Regions from separate parts of the Homo sapiens genome. Here region 2 is linked to region 1. The links are chromatin loops, found by intact Hi-C in ENCODE. Cell type or tissue: Caco-2. All regions are shown on one strand. Links, peaks and the distances in the headings refer to the core of each region. The heading gives the core; the rest is flanking DNA.

Region 1 (5,397 bases), core at 194-5,193:
TTGTTATACCTAATATAACAAGTTAGGAGGCTTTTAGGGCAATCTTGAATGAAGTGGTGGTTTGGGTTAAAATTCTATCAGGAGAAATAATGAGTTGTAGTCTGACTCAGGCATCTTTGGAGGACTGACTGATTGATTGGAGGTGGTGTATAAGGAAAGGAAGGAAACCAGGGACAAGTTAAATCTGAGATTTAATGTGTCATATAATCAAGTGGAGATGTCAACTAGGCAGCTGATTGTAAGAGACTGGAGGTCTTTGATGAGGCAGCAGCTGGAAAAATAACTATAACTACTGTAATGCTTAATTTTTCTGAAGGATTGAGAGTTGATCATACAGTTTCCATGCTTTTGGAAAATCTTTCTAAAATATACATCCTTCATAATCCAGTAGAGTATATACTCAGTGCATATAAGCATGTCTTCAATTAATAGTGGTGATTAAGTGATTAATTCACAGTTCATTATACTTACATTTGATATACTTACATTTGATATGATTGAGGCAAATCAATGGGCAAAGTACTTACTAGGGCAATTTCTTCATCTATAAAATGAGTATAACAATATTATCTTGCAGGGTTGTTATAAAAATAAGAATAAATGTATGCAAAATACCTGGTGAATAGTAGGTATCAATGTATAATAACTTTTTTGTAGATTATATTCTAGTCAAGGTAGAGCTAACTATAAGGCAATCTGAGCAACTTTCTCTGAAATGAAGGGGCTCCAGATGAAACTTTCTCAGTCTAAGTGACATTTCAGGAAATAATACTCAATAGGCTAACATTTCCTTTCAGAGTTAAGGCAATGGCTCTCAGCAACCTAGGGTTTATTTAATTTTTACCTTGCATACAATACCTGTATTATTGGCCTCAAGAAGTCCAATACTAACTTTGTTTTGGTATGTATTTGTATTAGTCAGGATTCTCCACAGAAACAGAACAACAAATAAAACGTGTGTGTGTATGTAGTGAGAGAGAAAGAGAGAGAGAGAAGGGGGGCGGGAGAGAGAGAGAGCAGAGAGAGAGAGAGAGAGAGACATTTTAAGGAATTGGCTCATGTGATTGTGGGGGCTAACAATTCCAAATTCTGGGTAAGTCAGCAGGCTGGCGAGAAGACTTAATGTTGTAACTTGAGTCCAAGGGTAGCCTGGAGGCAGAATTTCTTCCTATTTGGAGGACCTCAGTCTTTTTCTCTCAAAGCCTTCAACTGATTGGAAAAGGTTCACCCACATTATGAGGGGTAGTCTGCTTTATTGAAAGTCTCTGATTTAAATATTAAGCTCATCTAAAAACAGCTTCACAGCAACATCTAGACTGGTGTTTTACTCAATATATAGGTATTGTAGCCTAGTCAAATTGACACATAAAATTAACCATCACAATGTTCATTACTGGGGTTTAACAAAGGTGGTACTATTTATTTCATACAGCTGAAAAAGAAAACATCCAGCAACTATATGAAAGAAAGCTTCAGTTTTTAAAATTCCAAAACAGGGCAAGCTCACTCATTCCACATCAGTGTCTTTAGTGTCTTCAACCATTTCCTGCCAAGGTGAGATTCTACAAACTCATAGTTTTTCTTAATACTACAAGCTTTCTTTCTACGCACTCCTCCTTCTCCTCCACTCCCATCTTATCAAATATAGGTGTAAGCACTGATGAAATATAGGTGTAAGCACTTTTAAAAGAAATGTCTCTATAAAGAAGAAAACATTATAAGCAGAAGGGAGACTATATTTAAACAGACAGTACTAGATATCACACACGTTGGTAATTGTACCACAGAAAAAGGCATAAAACAGAGAAGAAGACAACAATAAAACAACAATAAAAAGCTTCTTTCCAGTGCTTTCTCCTCAAACAGGCCATGAAATGGTCACCACCGACCTATGGCCAAGAAATGACTTGGGGAAGTGAGAGTTCCAGGTCAGCCTCATTGCATGGCAGTTCATATTTTACTCTTCAATGACTTTGAAAGGAACTGACTAATTTGAACCAAACGTAGCAAATTATTACCAAACCCCAGCATGCATCATCATGCTTATTTATTTTCAAAACAGAATACTTTTAATCACTGAGAGATGTTTTGGGCACATAGGACATAGTCTGGCTATGTTTACTACACAAATATTTTTAAGCCCAATTATCAATTATCAGTAAACCCAAGTATTTCCATTAATTCTGTGGGCAAAGACATTAAGGCAATATGACAAATATTTTAAGGTGAGCAAAAGTTTCACCTCCAGTTACCTGGGCAGGAAGTGTGGACAAACCAGTTTGGTTCTATTGTGCTGGTGGTTGCGAGGAAGAAATCATACCATAGCAGAGTTTCAATATGCCTTAAACATAGTATGATTCCTCACACATTTGAAAGATATTCCATTCATTTCAACAATGTTTACTGAGTTCCTATCATGTTCAAAGCCCTGAACTAGGTGGAGGTCGTGGTTTGGGGGAAGATTTACAGATGGGTAAATCATAGGCTCTACTCTTCTCATAATTAAAATTTAGAAGGAAGCATAAAAGCAGTATGTCATATAAGACAAAATATAGTCAGAAACCTAAGAACAGAAATATTTGTGTAGTGGTTTATTGGCCAAATGTCTTTTTGTACTTTAAGAAGAAGAAGGGTTGGGACAACCAACCTCGATTACCTTTGAAAAAGTTGCTCAATGGCCAAGAATCTTGGATAAACTCAGCTTATTTTGAAAATAGTCTCCAGCGCTAACAACAAAGCCTTCCCCATCACTTCATTCTGTTCTTGGTCTTCCTGATTTAGATCTCCAGTGAGATTTTAGAAATCTGCTTCTGTAAGTGGCATTAGGCCATCAGGTGCCTGACACTGCTAATACCTTTGGGAGGCCCAGGCTGCACCCTGGCTTTCCAAGAACACAGAATGCAAAATGAATACTGAATGCCATCAAACATTCTGGGTGCCCTCCACCTTGTCCTTGACCTGATGTGAGCCTGCATCTCTCACCTATCCTCTGTTTCCTTGGTCTGCCCTGGGCCAAAGCCAAGAGCTCCTTGCTTTTTTTTTTTTTTTTTTTTTTTTTTTTTTTGAGTCACTACCAAACTTGTTGACTTTGGCCTTTCCTTGTGATAATTTTCAGTTTAACTGTTTGTTCTGGCCACAGAGATTTCAGTCTAGCTTACAAACTACTTTTATTGTATAACTCAGGGTTTAGGCCAGATTGGTAGCTGGCTCCAGTTACACACCCTGGCTAATGATTCAACAGCTATTGTGTTCCTGGGAAGCTTCTGGTTAGAACTGGATGAAATGATGTGACGTCAGTGGCTGCCAAACTGCACAATTCTTTAGTTTACGTTTCAGTTTAAAGTGATTATAAAGTTATTTTGGGCACTTTTTTTGAGGGACCTTGACACTTGCCACAAAAAACAAAGCCAGATGTTTTTCAGGATTTGATTCCTCTCCACTCATCTCTGTCCCAGTCAGGAACTCAAGGACACCTGCCTTTGGAACTTAAACTTTGATGATGCAATTCATATAAAGTTCAGAATGTCCAGGTTCAAACAGGGCTACATCCATACTAGCGATTCATTAAAGATTTTGGGGGAGAATATATCTCTCCACTGCCTCTTACCATTTTTCCCTAACATTTCCTCCATTCAGTTAATCACTCAATTATTCATCAAATATTTATTGAGTGCTTGCTATGTGCCAGAGACTGTTCTGGGTACAGGGAATGTATCAGGGAATAAAAGTAGCACAAGTTCTGTTCTCATGAAGCTTATACCCCTTAAAATATACAGGGTTAAAGACAGTAAATACCTTGGCGAATTATACATTATTATAAATGGTTATAATTGATATAAAGAAAAATAAGGTAGGGAAAGGGAAAAGGAGGATGAGGCCAAAAGGAGATGTGGATTTGAATAGGGTACTTCTTTGTTAAAACACTGGGCTATTACGAAGGATTGGCAAAAAAAAATTGAGAAAGAATGGCCAGTGAGGTAGGGGGTAAACAAGAGGAGGGTGGTTTTGGTGGTCACACCACTTTGGGAAACTGTTTGACAATATCTTCTAAAGCTAAATATGACCCTGTGGCTCTACAACTGTACTCCTGGCTATGCACCCAGCAGAAACGAGTGCTTATGTGCAAAAAAAAGAAAAAAAAAAGAAAAGAAAACTGGGAAAACTAAAAACATGTACAAGAATGTTCTTAAGAGCTTATTCACAATAGCCAAAAATTAGAAACAGTCCGAATATTTATTCATGGTAGAAAGGATAGACATGCTGTGATATAATTGTACAATGGAATATAAAGTAGAAATGAAAAAGAATGAACTACTGCTACACTCAAACAACATGGATGGATCTCACAGAAGTATACTGCATGAAAAAATCTAGACACAAGAGTGTATATTGTATGAGTCCATCAATATATTTAAAAATATTTAAGTTATTTTAAATTTTAAAATTTAAAAATAGACAAAACTAATCTGTGGTGATAAAGTAGAAAATAGACATTACCTTTGGGGAGACAGAGACTGAGAAGGGGCATAAGGGAGCCTGTCAAGGACTGGTGTTATTCTTATCTTGATCAGAGTAGTGCTAAAGTGCTATATATTTAAGATCTGTGCATGTCACTGTGTACAAGTCATACATATATATATATACTATGAAATACTATGCAGCCATAAAAAGGAATGAGATCATGTCCTTTGCAGGTACATAGATGAAGCTGGAAGCCATCACCTTCAGCAAACTAACACAGGAACAGAAAACCAAACACCACATGTTCTCACTCATAAGTGGGAGTTGAACAATGAGAACACATAGACACAGGGAGGGGAACAACACACACCAGGGCCTGTAGGCAGGAGGGATGTGGGCCTGTAGGCAGGAGGGGTGGTGAGGGGAGGGAGAGCATCAGGACAATTAGCTAATGCATGCAGGGCTTAAAACCTAGTTGGCAGGTTGATAGGTTCAGCAAATCACCATGGCACATGTATACCTATGTAACAAACCTGCACATTCCACACATGCATCCTGGAACTTAAAGTAAACAAAATTAAAAATAAAAATAAAAAGAATTTTAAAAATAAAAATAAAAAAAATTAGAAGTAGAATTGGGAACAGGGACTGGGAACAATTCTTTCATTTTTTTTCCCCTTAACACTAAGTTTAAGTTCTAAGTACATAGACTGTTAAGACTGGGAGATGATTTAAAAATCATCCTGTCCAAACTCCTTCCATAATAGTCAATGAAGCATGCTGCTTTCCTGTGGATGGAGTCTGGATATGTGGCTTTTTGGGTGTTGATCACTTTTCTATAAATTATTTTTGTTGACTTTTTCAATTATGGAAGTCAATAGGTAAAGTACAGCAAAAAAGAGGGTAAACTTAAGGCATGATTTCTTTAAAGATCAA
Region 2 (5,397 bases), core at 72-5,071, 91 kb after region 1:
TCCAGACCCCAGAATGGTAGATCCACCTGTAGCTTGCATCCTGAGTATGGAAAAGCCACAGGCATTGGACTCCAACCCATGAAAGCAGCCATAGAGGCTGCACCTGGCAAACTCAAAGAGCAGAGCTGCCCAAGGCCATGTCCTACTCCCTGCACCAGTGTGCCCAGGATGTGGGACATGGAGGCAAAGATGATATTAGAGCTTTAAGATTTAATGTCTGCCCTGCTGGGTTTTGGACTTGTGTGGGGCCTGTTGTCCTTCTCTTTTGTCCAATTTCTCCCTTTTGAAATGGGATTATTTTACCAATGCACATACAATTGTTTTGTCTTGGAAATATATAACTTGTTTTTTTTTAATTTTAGAGGCTCATAGCTGGAGGAACTTACTTTGAGTCTCAAATGAGACTTTGGACTACTGAGTTAATGATGGGATGAGTTAAGACTTTGGGGGAACTTTTGGGAAGGGAAGACTTTGGCACCTCTCTCTCTCTCGCTCACTATTGCCATGTGATACTCCAGCTCCCCGCTTCATCTTCTGCCATGATTATAACTTTCCTGAGGCCTCACCAGAAGCAGATGCTGATGCCATGCTGTTGTACAGCCTGCAGAACTGTGAGCCATATAAACCTCTTTTCTTTATAAATTACTCAGCCTCAGGTATTCCTTCATAGCAACACAAATGGACTAATGGAATGGATAATTGTAGTAATAATATTATTAATAAACTAGAATTTCCTTGAAGATAAGGCATTTTACTCATCTCTGAGTCCTCTAATCTCTAGCCCAGATGTAGTAAATTCTGTACCTTGTCTACCCAAATCTCTTCTTCCCTTTTGTGCTCTTAGAAACCCAATTGTGTTCAGATATTAGAACACTAGCTGCTTTATGGAGGCTGAGCATCTATCTATCCCTGAAGGAGAAAGGTGAATCTTTATTAATTTCATTAAGCCAACATGGTTCATCCAAATTCCCTTGTCAATTATGGATTAAGAAGGGGCATATGACACAATTTTGCCTTATGAAAATGGACAAAAAGGCTCCTAGGGACTTTTTGGAAGAGTTATCTTTGTTCTTAAGGAAGAACCAAAGACGAAGACATTTCCTTCTCAGCCCATGGACATTGCAACCTATTGTGATACCTGGAACTGTAGCTGCCATCTTGGGCTTGAAAAGAATTTATCCTATACAACAAGGAAAACTCTGAGGATAACATAACTGAAAGACTGAGTAAACATGGGTGCTTGATAACAATTCTGAGTCATTAGTGTAACCAACCCTGAAACTCCTTCACCTTTGGACTTCTTATAAGAAAGAAACTTTGAGTTGATTTTCTGCTACTTGCAGCCAAAGCATCTTAATTGATAGAGCTGGGGTACTTGTATGATTTTCTGCCTAAATGATTTATTATTCTTAATATTAGTCTTAATAACATATTATAATAATACACATAGTAATACTTTACAACATTTACCCTACCCTGGAAAGCAACATACTAAGCATTTGTATAAATTATTTCATTTAATAGCAATATTTGATTGAGATAGATGCCATTATTCTCTTCTTATATATAGGGAAACTGAGGCCTGAAAAGGTAAAGTAACTTGACAAAATGCTCACAGTCGGTGACAAATCCCAGGTTTTGAACCTAAGTCACTCTGAATGGACTCTATCATCTTTCAATGACCCTATTTTAATTGACTTCACAATTAGTTTTTCTCACTAACATTTTGATAAGCTCAAGATTATCATGTTCATTTCAAAAAATGAAGTACAGTACAGTCCAAGAGGCTGGGCTATTTGACAAAATTCATAGTTCTAAAAAATTTAGCATTTCTTTGTTGCTACTCCCTCACTATTAAATCAGTACACATTTGATCAGTTTTTCCTAGGTTAGACAGACAGCTTTACAAGGCAAACAAAATTGCCACTCCAAAGAGGCACAGAGAAGTTACTTACTCATGAATATTATTATTAATAACAGAGAATTAATAACACATTTATTTAATTTAAAAATATGACAAGGACCAAGTATAGAATGATAGGGAAATCTGTTCCCAACAGGAAGGCATCTATCTAGTGAAGAAGCATTTTTAAAAACCCACAGTCACTTAAAATCTCTGGAAATTGTCCTAAGGCTATCCAGCAAATTGAAAAACATTCATTTAAGAAAAAAAATTATTGATAAGAACTGTGAGAGTCTGAAGCATTTGAGCCAATCTCCACTCTATTACTGACTCCTATCCTCACCCCAGCTCTGTGTTACAGAATCTCTATTATCCTGGGCGATGTGCAAACAAGAAAGCATAAGCTCCTTCTTCCCACAGCTCCCAATCTAGAGAGGTTACTTTGAAACCTGAAACCTGCAAACACAAGGTGAGTATTATCTCAAGCAATAGTGATATGTGCTTGTTCACCATAGAAAGTTGAAAACTTGGCTCCTCCTAATGGGCCCATTCCTGGAGACAGAATTACTTTTGATGCTTTCCCTGGAGAGCCCAACAAGGAGCTGAATCATAAGGAGAGGATTTGGGAGCAGATCCAACCTGATCTTAACACTATTAATGAGTGTGTGGCTCCATACCAAGGAGCTCCCTTTGAGGTGAAAGGGAAAGGAGTGTGCAGGGCTCAAACCAAAACCAACAGTGGAATCAAGTCAAATAACAGCCTTCCATTACTGAAATACATTAGAGAAAACTTTAATAATCACGAAGGAATACGTTTGTCACTTGTACCTTAAAAAATAAAAACAAAATAGAAAAGCATTTTCTTGCAGGTTTGAACATTCTTTTTCCTGCCTGTAGGAAGTACTGGTAAATTTTAAAGACTTTTCATGCTGGCTTTATTTGGAGTTTCATCAGTGACCACTTGAATTTTAATACTTTTCATAGACTCCTTCAAAAGGTATTGGCACTTGGGTCAGTTGGCACTTGTCCTGGCTGAAAGATCTACTTACACTTTCAGAAATGATTAATGCCACATAACAGTTTTGGTAGGCACAGGATCTTAGCTTAGCCTGGCACATTCATATCTGATGACACCCTTGGGAAAGTAGTTATTCTCTAGGTCAGTAGGAAGATAGCCAATGCCACTGACCATGTTACATTTCTATTTCCTGAACTACAGTAAAAAAAATGTGAAAGACTTCAGCATGGGGAATACTTTTTGTCAATAGAAACATAAGACAAAGAAGACTGAGGGACCCCCCTGTTAACTTAAGAGGACTGAGAATACAGGACTTAAAAGGTCAGGCTAGGACAGCCAGCTAGGGAGAAGGTAAGATACTGGGGGAATCTAATCAGGCCACTAAATCAAGGCACCATGCTAACAGCAGATATTCTGAAAGAAATGAACCTGACGTATTGTCTAAAGAAGTTTTAACATCTCAACTTTACTTAGCCATATTCTCATTAATTGATTTTATAATTCAGAAAGGTTGAGTATCTCTTATTCTTTTCACCAATAACATGATATGTATAAATATTACCCAAACAAATTAATGTGGTACAAAATGAAAACAATCAAAATATCACTCTGGAAAGGCAAGATACTACAAGTAAGACAGGCATAGTATTGCTCCTAACAAGTACTTAGCTCAAAACTCTGAATCAGTTTTTGATAGTCTCAACACCTATACTCAGACCTTTTCCTTGTATTCATTAGCAAACAAGCATTTATTAGGTATCTTGAAGTGTGAGCAGGAAGCTCAGTATCACTGACCCAACGATCTTGGGCTGAGTTATATAGATAAAACTGTTTCTAAGGAGTTTAGAATGAAATACTGGTTTTCATTCTCGAGGCAGAGGTTTGACCACACAAAAACATAAGGGAGGGAAACTAAGTAGGATCTTTCTGCCTAGCAAGAAGGGGTAGAACAGAATTCTGTTCTGTTTACAAACAGGTAGAATTCTTCTGTTTACAAACAGGTAGAATTCTGAAGTGGAAAGACTGTATATTCTGGATCTTCAGCTTCTCGTCACCTCCTGCTTATTAGGGCCTATTTCACCACTTGGGTCCTTCTGTCCTCTCTTCCTCCTCCTCTCTCAAAGCCTCTTCCTCATCAAAAACATTACATAGTTAACTGATATGTTTGAAGTTAGTGTTCCTACTCCACATTAAACCTTAAGTCTCATTATAAATAAAAGTTTCTCTCTTTCACCCCACCCCTCACCTCCCAAAAATTCCAAGCTGCAACCAAGAGGTGATCTGAGTTGGCTGGAATAAAGAGACAGGGAAGGGAGGGTTACAGTCCAGTATTTTCCACACTTTTAGTGTCCTGTGTGTAATTCTGCAGCTGGATGGTCAGGGATGTTATACTCTAACAGAGCCACACTGCTACTTATAAAATTGGCTTGGGCTATGCACAACTGTTTTGTTAAGACACTAAAGATGACCATTTGAAAGCCTGTGGGAAAAGGAGGTAATTTGACCCTCTGTGTGTTAGAAAGGCATAAAACATTTGAATGTCAGTCAAAATTTGTTTAAGACCTGGGAGGGACTCCCTTCCCTTTTGAAAACTGCGTTGAGGTTTTTAAGAACCACAGACAGTCTGTGTCTCCACAGCCAGCTCATTCAGGGCATACCCAGGAATGGCAGGAGGCCTTTCAGGAAGATGTGTTCCCCTGAGAAGCTGCTCAGCACCTCTTCCCTCAGCACCTGCCAACTTTCTGCAAAATTGAAAGTAAGATAATGGTTTGGTGTGTTCAAGCCCACACTCCTGCCACCCTGGATTTATTTATCTCCCCTATGCTGTAAGTCTCCTTTTTCTATATTTTAAATTCTGATTTGCTTAGATTTACGGTAGAAGTACTCAGTAAAGCCAATCCACTTTTTATTGGCATAAAATTGGCCAGTGGTGAGACGACATAACAGAACTGAAACTTGAAACTGTGGACAGACTCACTTTTCTGGAGTTGAGTCTGCCTTTTCGGAGTGACAGAGTGTTGTCAATACTCTGTAACTGGCAGAATCTGTTTCCTTCCTGGTATTTTGTGCCTCCATCCCTGGGGGGAGAAAAGGGCAATTTGAAAATGTACTGCCATAGACATTCTGGTGAAAAAGGGTCAAGTGACTAAAGCAGAGAGCTGATAATCAGAGATGACTTGACGCTTACTAAGGCACAGCAATTCATAGGCACTGGCTCTGGTGGTGAGAAATTGCTGCTGGGAATGTGAGGAAGGAAGGTCAAAGCACATTTTTTGGCTAGTAGGACAATGAAGACATCTTCCCCAGAAGTTGGCCCATTCTTGCCACCCATTCATTTTCTCTCATGACCCTATCCTGCCTCAGCAATTTAATCACACATCCAGACACTTGGCCATGGTGTGCTCACTGTCCCGTAAAGCTTAGCCTAGCTTGGCTCCTCCAGGTCCCTGTGGCCTCAGCACCAATGACACACTGC

Evidence for each region. Peaks named below come from ENCODE experiments on the same cell type or tissue, not always from the same donor. Only the 100,000 strongest peaks of a DNase experiment are listed, where the experiment ranks them.
Region 2: a loop joins it to region 1, with 1.9 times the contacts of the local background. A loop is called at or near these places in 2 of 110 quality-filtered maps.

Annotation. Positions count from the first base shown.
Region 1 is chr1:172,974,382-172,979,778 of GRCh38, reverse strand. No RefSeq gene overlaps it. Among named protein-coding and RNA genes, the nearest start is that of TNFSF18, 74 kb to the left of the region's middle. In Caco-2, for the core only: no CTCF peak of the experiment used is centred there; a DNase peak (open chromatin) is centred at 3,228.
Region 2 is chr1:172,883,202-172,888,598 of GRCh38, reverse strand. It overlaps the pseudogene AIMP1P2. Among named protein-coding and RNA genes, the nearest start is that of TNFSF18, 170 kb to the left of the region's middle. In Caco-2, for the core only: no CTCF peak of the experiment used is centred there; a DNase peak (open chromatin) is centred at 2,327.